2 separate regions of the Homo sapiens genome follow, and region 2 is linked to region 1. A link is an interaction called in ENCODE POLR2A ChIA-PET data of the cell type or tissue named here. Cell type or tissue: Panc1. All regions are shown on one strand. Region 1 has its middle 52 kb from the start of MIR4668. Region 2 overlaps SUSD1 (sushi domain containing 1).

Evidence for each region. ChIA-PET counts read pairs that join two places held together with the same protein. Peaks named below come from ENCODE experiments on the same cell type or tissue, not always from the same donor. Only the 100,000 strongest peaks of a DNase experiment are listed, where the experiment ranks them.
Region 2: POLR2A ChIA-PET joins it to region 1 with 14 read pairs; 2 of 35 experiments call an interaction of 5 or more read pairs at or near these places.

What each region holds. Positions count from the first base shown.
Region 1 is chr9:111,981,940-111,986,939 of GRCh38, forward strand. No RefSeq gene overlaps it. Among named protein-coding and RNA genes, the nearest start is that of MIR4668, 52 kb to the left of the region's middle. RefSeq lists enhancers at 1,540-1,599, 1,900-1,999, 3,330-3,679. In Panc1, no CTCF peak of the experiment used is centred here; no DNase peak of the experiment used is centred here; H3K27ac peaks cover 2,537 bases.
Region 2 is chr9:112,100,007-112,105,006 of GRCh38, forward strand. It overlaps SUSD1 (sushi domain containing 1), which reads right to left. Exons shown (of 17, transcript NM_022486.5): 9 at 2,170-2,279. Among named protein-coding and RNA genes, the nearest start is that of LINC02977, 62 kb to the left of the region's middle. In Panc1, no CTCF peak of the experiment used is centred here; no DNase peak of the experiment used is centred here.

The sequences.
Region 1 (5,000 bases):
ACTTGTTAATCTTTTTGTTAATTAAAAGATTTAGAGATTTCATATTATAATCTGTGAATTTCTGACTTCTCTGGAAAAAAATATCAGAAGATCTGGCAATTAGGGTTCATGCTTGCAAGGACAGGTGTGCTTCTGATGGCCTCAGTCCACATGGGTTTTCTCCTGCTCTGAAAATTAGGGTTGGTTTTTCTTCACTCGCACTCATATACACCACCTGCCTGGCCCCCAAGGCACTTGAATCTGTGTCCCTTTGAAAGGTGACACTCAAAGATGATCATCCCTGGAGGTACAAAAGTTTAACAACGGGATGTTACTCAGAGATTGCAAAGTGTCCACCTGGGGTGAGGGAACTGTCACCTGCCTTCATTTCATCTTTATATCCACTGTAGGATGTAGATGCTAAGAAGAGCTTGGGGTCAGGAGTGGGCTGGTTCATCTTGGTCTTAACTTTCTGCTGGGGTCTAGAAAGGATAGGTTTGGTTCCTTTCTATGCTTAAGAGCAGATGTCCTGCCAACGCTTTACCATTTAATGTGAGACCGACCATATATGGAAAGTGCCTGCCTTGGTGGCTGGCACAGTCACAGTAAGCACTCAATACACACTTGATGACAAGGATTATTGTTGTTGTTACCATCATTAACCCTTGATTTCCTGCCACTCAACCAGCTCCCAGCAAGATAGATTTCCAAAACCCTTGCCTTTCTCTCATCCTGACCCATTAGTGGCCACCTCCCTTGCCCTCCTCCTCCCAACCCCTTCCTAATGTCTGGACCCATTCGTTTGCAGCCCTGAGCTCACTCCTTAACAAATGACACTGCCCCTTTGGCCCTGACTTCTGGCTTCCCCTCCTCTACCAGGACTAGCACATCCACCCCTGGCTGCACTGCTTCTGGCTGTGCAGGGCAACCACTCAGACTGTCTATTCTTGCCTTTGCCCTAAAATGTGGGCTCTTGTAGGCACTGTCTTCAGCTCCTACATGGGATGAGGACTTCAGAGCGCAGAAGTCGACAGGCTCCCATGATTGTGTCAAGGCAAGAGTCAAGACCCACTGGAGGGCAGGGACCATGTCTGCATCTGTCTTTTTCACTGCTGCATCCTCACGGCTCAGGACACTCCCTGGTACAAAGCAGATGCTTAATAAATACTCATTGGATGGACAAATGAATGGATGGACAGATGAATGAATGAATGAATGAATACACAAATGAATCAGATCAGAGATCAGAGAGGAAAAAACTGCTTACGTTTTTAACACGTAGATGTGTTGCTTTTTGTGATCTTTTCTACTTCTCTTTAGTGAGTAGCAATAAAATCAGTAAGGAGAAGAGGGTCTGTGTGTTGGTTTTCTGGAGGAGGAAGATGGGAAGATTTCCCTCTGCCCTGTGATCAGGCTCTGAATGGGGAGAGTTGTCCCAGGACACAGAGCAAGTGGTGATAGCATGTGATGGAGGGAGGAAAGGAACACCTGCAGCATAGGGAGGAAAGGAACATAGAGCTGGCTGGAGACTGAGAAACCACTACTTGTTCTATGTCCTGAGAGAGAGGGGGGTTGAGCAGGAGAAAGGGCTGCTGGGGTTTTCCACCTGCAGGCACCACGGCTGAAAGGCCTCCTGCCCAGGTCCTACCTCTGACTCAGTACCGACCTTAGGTAAGGCCCTTTCCCCATTTATGGCCAAGTCAGAAGATGTGGCCCAGTCTGAGGTTATCAAAAGGCAGAAGCCTCATGAATACACCTGGTTATTAGCTCTGGCAGTGTAAAACCAACAGCAGCACCAACCACATGGTGTGAGCTTCCTCCTCCACTTCTCTGTTCAGTTTCTCTTCCTGCCTGTTTTCTCTGCTGGGTGGGCAGTTCAGAAGGCTTGGGCCTACCATGCCCCAAACAGAAGAGGCTGCTTTCCTTCCCTTCTGAGCAGCCACAGCAGTGTGAACCCAGATGTGTATCTGTCACCTTTTCCTCACTCCCATCCCGAGCCCATGTGTCCCATGAAAATGAGCCATGAACCCCCCTTTGGACGGTGGGAAACTTGATGACAGGTCCAGGTCCCCGATTTGCAAAACAAATTGCCTCTTCTCTTTCTTCCAGCCCATGCGTCTCTCTTTGGGCAAAAGTTAATTCTCACCAACCTCTATCAACCTCCTCGGGTTGACTTCGCTATGCTTTTTCTGGAAATTTGTGCTTCCCCATTTCTTAGAGCACAGCAAACTTGGGGTGCCCTGAAGGCTGAGACAGGGGCAGGGTGTGAGCAGCACTGGGCCTCTAAGGATGCTCCTCCTTGTACATTCCTGCCACATTGTGGGGACACAATCCCCATCAGCGTGATGATGTCATAATTGGGGTGGGCGAGATAGGGAAGTTCATTGCCTGTTGCATCCTTCCTGGCACCATCTTGGGACTCTTCCCACTCATTTGCTACTCAGGATCCAGGGTTTTCCCAGACCAAGACACAGAGGATCAGATGTTCAGCCATACCTACTCCCTTGTGGAGGTGCCAATCATAACTAAGGTGTACTGAGCATTGACCTTGTTTAACCAGACATTGTTGTATCAAACACTTTATCTTCATTAACTCGTTTGATGCTCATAACAATCCTACAAGGCTTGTCACATTATTCTTTTCACCTTTAAAATGAAAAAAAAAAAAAAAAAAAAACAAGCTTAGGAAGGTAATTTGCCCAAAGTTACCCAGCCACTAAGTGGTAGAGGCCCCACACACCCCTCCCACCATGACCACATCTTCTTTTTTTTTTTTTTTTTTTTTTTACAGAGTGATAGAGTCTCACTCTCACTCTGTCACCCAGGCTGGAGAGCAGTGGTGTGATCTCGGCTCACTGCAACCTCTGCTTCCCAGGTTCAAGTGATTCTCCTGCCTTGGCCTCCTGAGTAGCTGAGATTACAGGCATGCACAACCACGCCTGGCTAATTTTTGTATTTTTAGTAGAGACAGGGTTTCACCATGTTGGCCAGGCTGGTCTCGAACTCCCGACGTCAGGTGATCCACCCACCTCGGCCTCCCAAAGTGCTGGGATTACAGGTGCGAGCCACCGTGCCCAGCCAGCCACATCCTCTTATAAAGTGGAGGGGTGGAGGAAGGAAGGAGGTCTCTACAAGGGTTTCCTTTTGGGTCTAACGATTAGTGAGCCCTCTCTAGGGAAGGAAAACCAACATCTGTGCAGAACTTCAGGCTGGTGAGGAAGATGTTGATCCCAATTAGAATCTGGCATCTGGCACTTGCAATAAATACCAGGGCACCTGCTTGTGTCCGCAGAATCACCCCAGCCTTTGTGCCAGAAAGAAAACACTCTTCACTGGATCCTCAAAGGAGTCCAGTCTCTGGCCCAGCTCTCAGGGAGCTCATGGTCTGGTGGAGGTAATGAACTCCTCTCCCTCACTCCACGTCTCCCTAATTCACACCTCCTTCCTCTGAAAAGACTCCCTTCCAGGCCTTGACTAAAAGGGTCCCTGTCCTGAAGAACAACCACTGAGCTACAGACTCAAGGAACAAGTCCTCATGATCCATCAGTCCCCTGTCCCCCCGTCAGCCTTGATACCATATGACCTCAACCACTCTGCCTCCAGGGAACTCACAGGTCACCTGAAACTGATACCACCTGGCTGAACTCCGCCCTCCAGTTTATGTGCCTGTATGAAGTCTGATTTGACTGCAACAAGCCTTTTGACTAAAATTGGGATGTATATGTGTGCAGACTGCACATATCAATTCTCGGAAGTTTTTTTTTTTTTTTCTCTCGGCTGGGCGAGGTGGCTTATACCCGTAATCCCAGCACTTTGGGAGACTGAGGTGGGTGGATCACTTGAGGTCAGGAGTTCAAGACCAGCCTGGTCAACATGATGAAACCCCATCTCTACTAAAATACAAAAATGAGCTGGGTGTGGTGGCGGGTGCCTGTAATCCCAGCTACTCGGGAGGCTGAAGCAGGAGAATCGCTTGAACCTGGGAAGCAGAGGTTGCAATGAGCCGAGATCGCACCAATGCACTCCAGCCTGGGCAACAGAGTGAGACTCCATCTCAAAAAAAAAAAAAAAAGAAGTTTTTTTCTTGTGGCAGAGCAAGAGTGGAAAATATTGTGTATTTTAAAAGTCAGCTTTATTCCCCGTTTTAAAATCCTGAGACCTAAACTTTTGTTCCTACGCAGTCAAACCTTTAACCTCCACTTCCTGTGTTCTTTAGCCTTCTTCAATAGAAAAGCTGCTAGCGAATTGCCCCCATGCACTACACACAGGTTTATTTTTTCTATGTAAAGTATGTCCTTGTGGTTTGAGATGCCTTATGAAGATGGAACTGACTGACCTCACTGATGGCCTGAATGTGGAGAGTGAGAGAAAGGGAGGAATCAGGAATGATACTGAGATTTTTGGCCTGAGCTTATGGATATAAAAAGGATTAATGGAAGGGAGTTTCCAGTAAGCAACTCACAATTCCACTTCCTGAAAAAGGAGTACTCTATCCAAGAAATTATAAGCGGGAAACTTGGGAAGGATTCCCCATCTCCTTAATATGGAGGAGAGGTCAGGAGGCAGGGGCAGGCTGTGAGACTCTTGGGACCCGCTGTGCTTGTGTCACTTTTTTTTTTTTTTTTTTTTGATACGGAGTCTGGCTCTGTTGCAGAGGCTGGAGTGCAGTGGCGCGATCTCGGCTCATTGCAACCTCCACCTCCCGGGTTCAAGTGATTCTCCTGCCTCAACCTCCCAAGTAGCTGGGACTACAGGCACCTGCCACCACACCAAGCTAATTTTTCTTATATTTTTGGTAGAGATGGGGCTTCACTATGTTGGCCAGGCTGGTCTCAAACTCCTGACCTCAGGAGATCCGCCTGCCTTGGCCTCCCAAAGTGTTGGGATTACAGGCATGAGCCGCGGCGCCCGGCCTTCTGTCACCTTTTGCTAATGCAGATCAATAGCGGTCAGGAGCAGTTTCCGTGGTAGGAAAAGATTCTGGGGTGCAGAGGAGGCAGAGGCCCCCGGAAGGAAGCTGC
Region 2 (5,000 bases), 120 kb after region 1:
GCTCCTCCACGGTCTGGCAGTCCCCTATTCTTCTGGACCACTTACTAGTGAGGCATAATGTGTTCATGCGTGTTTAGGCAATACGTCTATTTTCTTTAGCAAACCGCTTTTAAATATTGACTTTTTTCCAGTCAATTTAAAAGTGTTTCACATGTCACACAAATTAACCTTTATCTAATTTTTTTGTTGTTGTTTTTTTAGACGGAGTCTTGCTCTGTCGCCCAGGCTGGAGTACAGTGGTGCGATCTTGGCTCACTGCAAGCTCCACCTCCCAGGTTTACACCATTCTCCTGCCTCAGCCTCCCAAGTAGCTGGGACTACAGGTGCCCGCCACCACGCCTGGCTAATTTTTTGTATTTTTAGTAGAGATGGGGTTTCACCGTGTTAGCCAGGATGGTCTCGATCTCCTGACCTCGTGATCCACCCGCCTTGGCCTCCCAGAGTGCTGGGATTACAGGCGTGAGCCACCACGCCTGGCCAATTCCTACTTACTTTCTATGACTCAGTATAACAGTCTTTGCTTCTGGTTAAAAAAATTGTACCTGGCCTGGCAAGTAGCTCACACCTGTAATCCCAGCACTTTGGGAAGCCAAGGCAGCTGGATCACCTGAGGTCAGGTGTTTGAGACCAGCCTGGCCAACATGGCAAAACCCCATCTTTACCAAAAATACAAAAATTAGCTGGGCATGGTGGGGCATGCCTGGAATCCCAGCTACTAGGGAGGCTGAGGCAGGAGAATTGCTTGAACCTGGGAGAGGGAGGCTGCAGTGAGCCAAGATCATGCCACTGTACTCCAGCCTGGACGACAGAGCAAGACTCCATCTCAAAAAAAACAAAAAAATTGTACCTGGACACACACACACACACACACACACACACACACAAATAAAATCTCTATTTTTATACTTATTTACTTTTATTATTCCATTATTAATTTACTTTTTGTCAAAGCACTCATTATACCATATTGTAGTTGCCTATTTACCTATATATTTCTATCAGTTTGAATTGGAAACTTCCAAGTCCTAATATGTGATATACTTCTGGTAAATAGAATAAATTAATTAATTTTGGCCTGGGCGCGGTGGCTCACACCTGTAATCCCAGCACCTAGGGAAGCTGAGGCGGGTGGATCACTTGAGGTCAGGAGTTTGAGACCAGCCTAGCCAATATGGTGACACGACATCTCTAATAAAAATACAAAAATCAGCAGGGCATAGTGGTGCACACCTATAATCTCAGCTACTTGGGAGGCTGAGGCACGAGAGTCGCTTGAATTTGGAAGGTGGAGGTCGCAGTGAGCCAAGATCGCCTCCCTGCACTCCAACCTGGGTAACAGAGCAAGACTCGGTCTCAAAAAAGAAAAAAAAATTTTTTTAATGTAATACTTACTGAGTTTGCTCTCTACCAGATGACTTGCTAGGCACTAAAAATGACACAAAATAAATCTCAGTTCCTGCCTGAATTTACTTACAATTTTACTGATGATGTTTAAGAAAAAATCAAGTTAAATGAGGGTCAATAGCCATCCAAAGAGTTCCTTAAAATTCCATGCCCAGCTGGGCGTGGTGGCTCACGCCTGTAATCCTAGCACTTTGGGAGGCCGAGGAGGGCAGATCATCTGAGGCTGGGAGTTTGAGACCAGCCTGACCAACATGGAGAAACCCCATCTCTACTAAAAATACAAAATTAGCTGGGCGTGGTGGCTCATGCCTGCAATCCCAGCTACTCAGGAAGGCTGACGCAAGAGAATCGCTTGAACCCCGGAGGCAGAGATTGCAGTGAGCCGAGATCATGCCACTGCACTCCAGCCTGGGCAACAAGAGCGAAACTCAGTCTCAAAAAATAAAAATAAAAAATAAAAATAAATTCCATGCCCAAATGTGAATCTGATAGCAAAATAAGCTGTATTGTTTAATGCATTAAAATAAAATATAAGCTTGAAATGCCAGGCACAGAAAATGATAGCAAGTCACCAAATATAGTATCTTTCTTCAAGTTAGTACCTCATTTACACCCATCTCACATCTTACATCCATCTCTAGAAACAACAATCACAAACTGTCTAGAAGTTCATTCATTTTTAAATACTTTGGATACTTACTTGGAGATCGCCCAAATTTTTAAATGACACAATTCTTTAATGGAAAGCATAAGAGATCTCCTTACTTGGTACATGTGTTCTGATCCAACTTTCCTAGAACGCCTGTTCAATTTCAAACAAGTTTCATTAAATATTGAAATATTGAAACTTCCATCATCTTCTAAGAGATCAACTTCTAAAAGACAAGAGAGAGAGTTATAGACAGCTTGCACCATCTTAGCAAAATGCATCATGGCTGAGTACAAGTGAAACTCTGACACCTTAAGAGAGCCAATTGGGTGTTTAACAGGAATAATATTAAAACTGGCATCAGCAGACTTAGCTTCAAGTCCTGGCTCTCCAGCTTCTCAATTGTAATTACCTTAGCTAAGTCACTGAACCTCAGTCTCCTTGTTTGTAAAATCAAGTAATTCAGCTTGCTTTTCTTATGTCATAGGCTGCTTAATCAAATGAAATATTTAAAAATTGCTATAAATTAATAAAGAAAGCTGTGATATTTTTAGAAAGTTAATCCTATCGCTTGGATCGTCCATAGGAAAATGTCATGAAGGTAAGCATAGCAGTAGCCAGAAAGTCTGAGAATAAGGAAAACGGCAAATAAAAATCAAAGGCTATAGATTTAAACTCTCAGAGCAAGTGCTTTCCAACCTAGAAAATAACCAGAAAGTAGATGACCAAGCAAGAGGAAATTTGCTTTCACAGCAGACAGTATTTCAAGAGCTACTCAGCTGAGTACTAAGGCAATAAAATAATCAGAAAGCAGACTTGTTTTAACCATTGTACAGAAAAAAGTCATTTCATACCTCCTGCAGTCTAATTCATTCTTACAATGTTCTATTTTCTTAATATAGTTTAGAAGGATAGATTTATTACTAATGAATTAAAGAAATAACAGAGAGTCAGGAATAATATCAGTGATTTTCAAGAAAAAGCAAATTTCCCAACAAACAAGACTGCATGTTTTCTACCAATGAGAAAGGTGTAAATGTCTACCAGAGAGAAGCTATTTTATAACTACCTTTTATATGTGTATTTCTCCCGTGGGAGTTTCTGCTACCTAAGAATGAGAACAATAAATTATTTTAGTCAAGATCAGAATTGTCCACAGCATTTTCAATATCACTGACATATTCAGCACAAGGCAGCCAGCTGGGGAAAATATTCCTGCCTATAATTGGAAAGTGTAGAAAGATGGTTATGAGAGAGAATTTGAAGACCTATCATATGTGCTCTCCTTTGTCTTCACAACTTTTATTTTAAAGATTTCATAAGGACATCAGAAATAAAAATGGTCACATGTATGCATGTGATTGTGAGGAATACCAAGTGTCTGCATGTAAGAAATGCATGTATGTAAGAAATACCACATAAAGCTTCTGTCTCTGTACAGGCAGAACAGAAGCAGAAGTACTGTCTGCACAGTTCACATCTCAATGTGATTTTCACGTAAGATAGTCATTATCATCTGAATTCAGGGGAAGATGGCAATGTGAACAAAGGCATCTGGCTCCCACTTCCCACGCCCAAGCCTGACAGAAGTGATGGAGAATAAGTAAAAATGGGTCAAAATTTGCATCTGGGTTGGAAAGAAGGGTCGGTTGCCATACACAAGGCGGAAACATGAAGACATTTCAGCTTAGCACAGTATGGAAGAGCCGGGGCTAAAGAAAGACCCTAAGACCTACTATGCAACCTGGCTTCCAAGCAAAGGAATGTAGTCACAAAGTTTCAAAAGAAAGAACTGGAGGAGAACTAGAGCCCATGGAAAAATCAAGACAGGTCACAAGACAAATCAATGACCCATGCTCCATCTGGAGCCATTTAGCCCAGTGGTTCCCAAACTGCACATCAGAATCACCCAGACATCAGCAGATTTGAAGTAATGCTTCAACGTCTGTATTTTTTTAAGAGTTCGCCTGACAATTCTTCTTCTTCTCTCTCTTTTTTTAAACAGGGTCTCACTCTGTCACCCAGACTACACTGCAACCTCCACCTCCCGGGCTCAAGCAATCCTCCCACCTCAGCCTCCTGAGTAGCTAGGACTACGGGCATGCACCACCAAGCCCAGCTAATTTTGGGGGTTTCTTTTGTAGAAATAGGGTTTCACCATGTCCCCAGGCTGGTTTCAAACTCCTAGACTCAAGCCAACCACCTGCCTCAGTCTCCCAAAGTGCTGGGATTACAGGCATGAACCACCACGCCCCTAACCTCACCAGGCAATCTGATAGGCAACAAGGTATATATTAAAAAAAAATAGTATATATACTACTATTGCTACTGCTAATAATAATAATAGTAATAATAATAATAATAGTCCTTCTTTAGCCCACTGTAGATTAGTAATGGGGAAGGACTTCGAAGTAGAGGCCTCAGGACCTGAAGGTACCATCTGGCAGAGAGCCTGGGTTGACAGAAGGGGCTTGCCTCTTTCCTGCCTTGGTAGGCTGTAATGCCATAAAGAAGCCAGGCCCAAAGCCAACAGCTTCACCAATCATAGCAAAATGCTCAGAAATAAAGCACGGGGTGGTGGGCTTTCTCACAGCTGCTGCCCAAAGGACACTGGGTCACCCAACCAGCAGTAAATCCTTCATACTGAGATCTGACATAAACATACTAACATTATCCAATGAAAAGGAGGATCAAAGGGAAGGCCATCCATTTTATTATGAAGGAAATATCAGACCTAGACAGAACTTTTATCTTCCAAGGATAAGTAATCCAGAATGGGGGGGAAAAACTGCAAAATGATTCTACAAAGAAGGAGAGGGAAGGAAAGGAAAATTGTGCTCGGCAGGCAAAGAATGAGCATATTTATAAAAAAGAAAATATTGAGCAAAAGAATGGTAAAATTAGGCAGCATCTGTTTCATACGGTTCAATAAAAATTTTAAAAATAG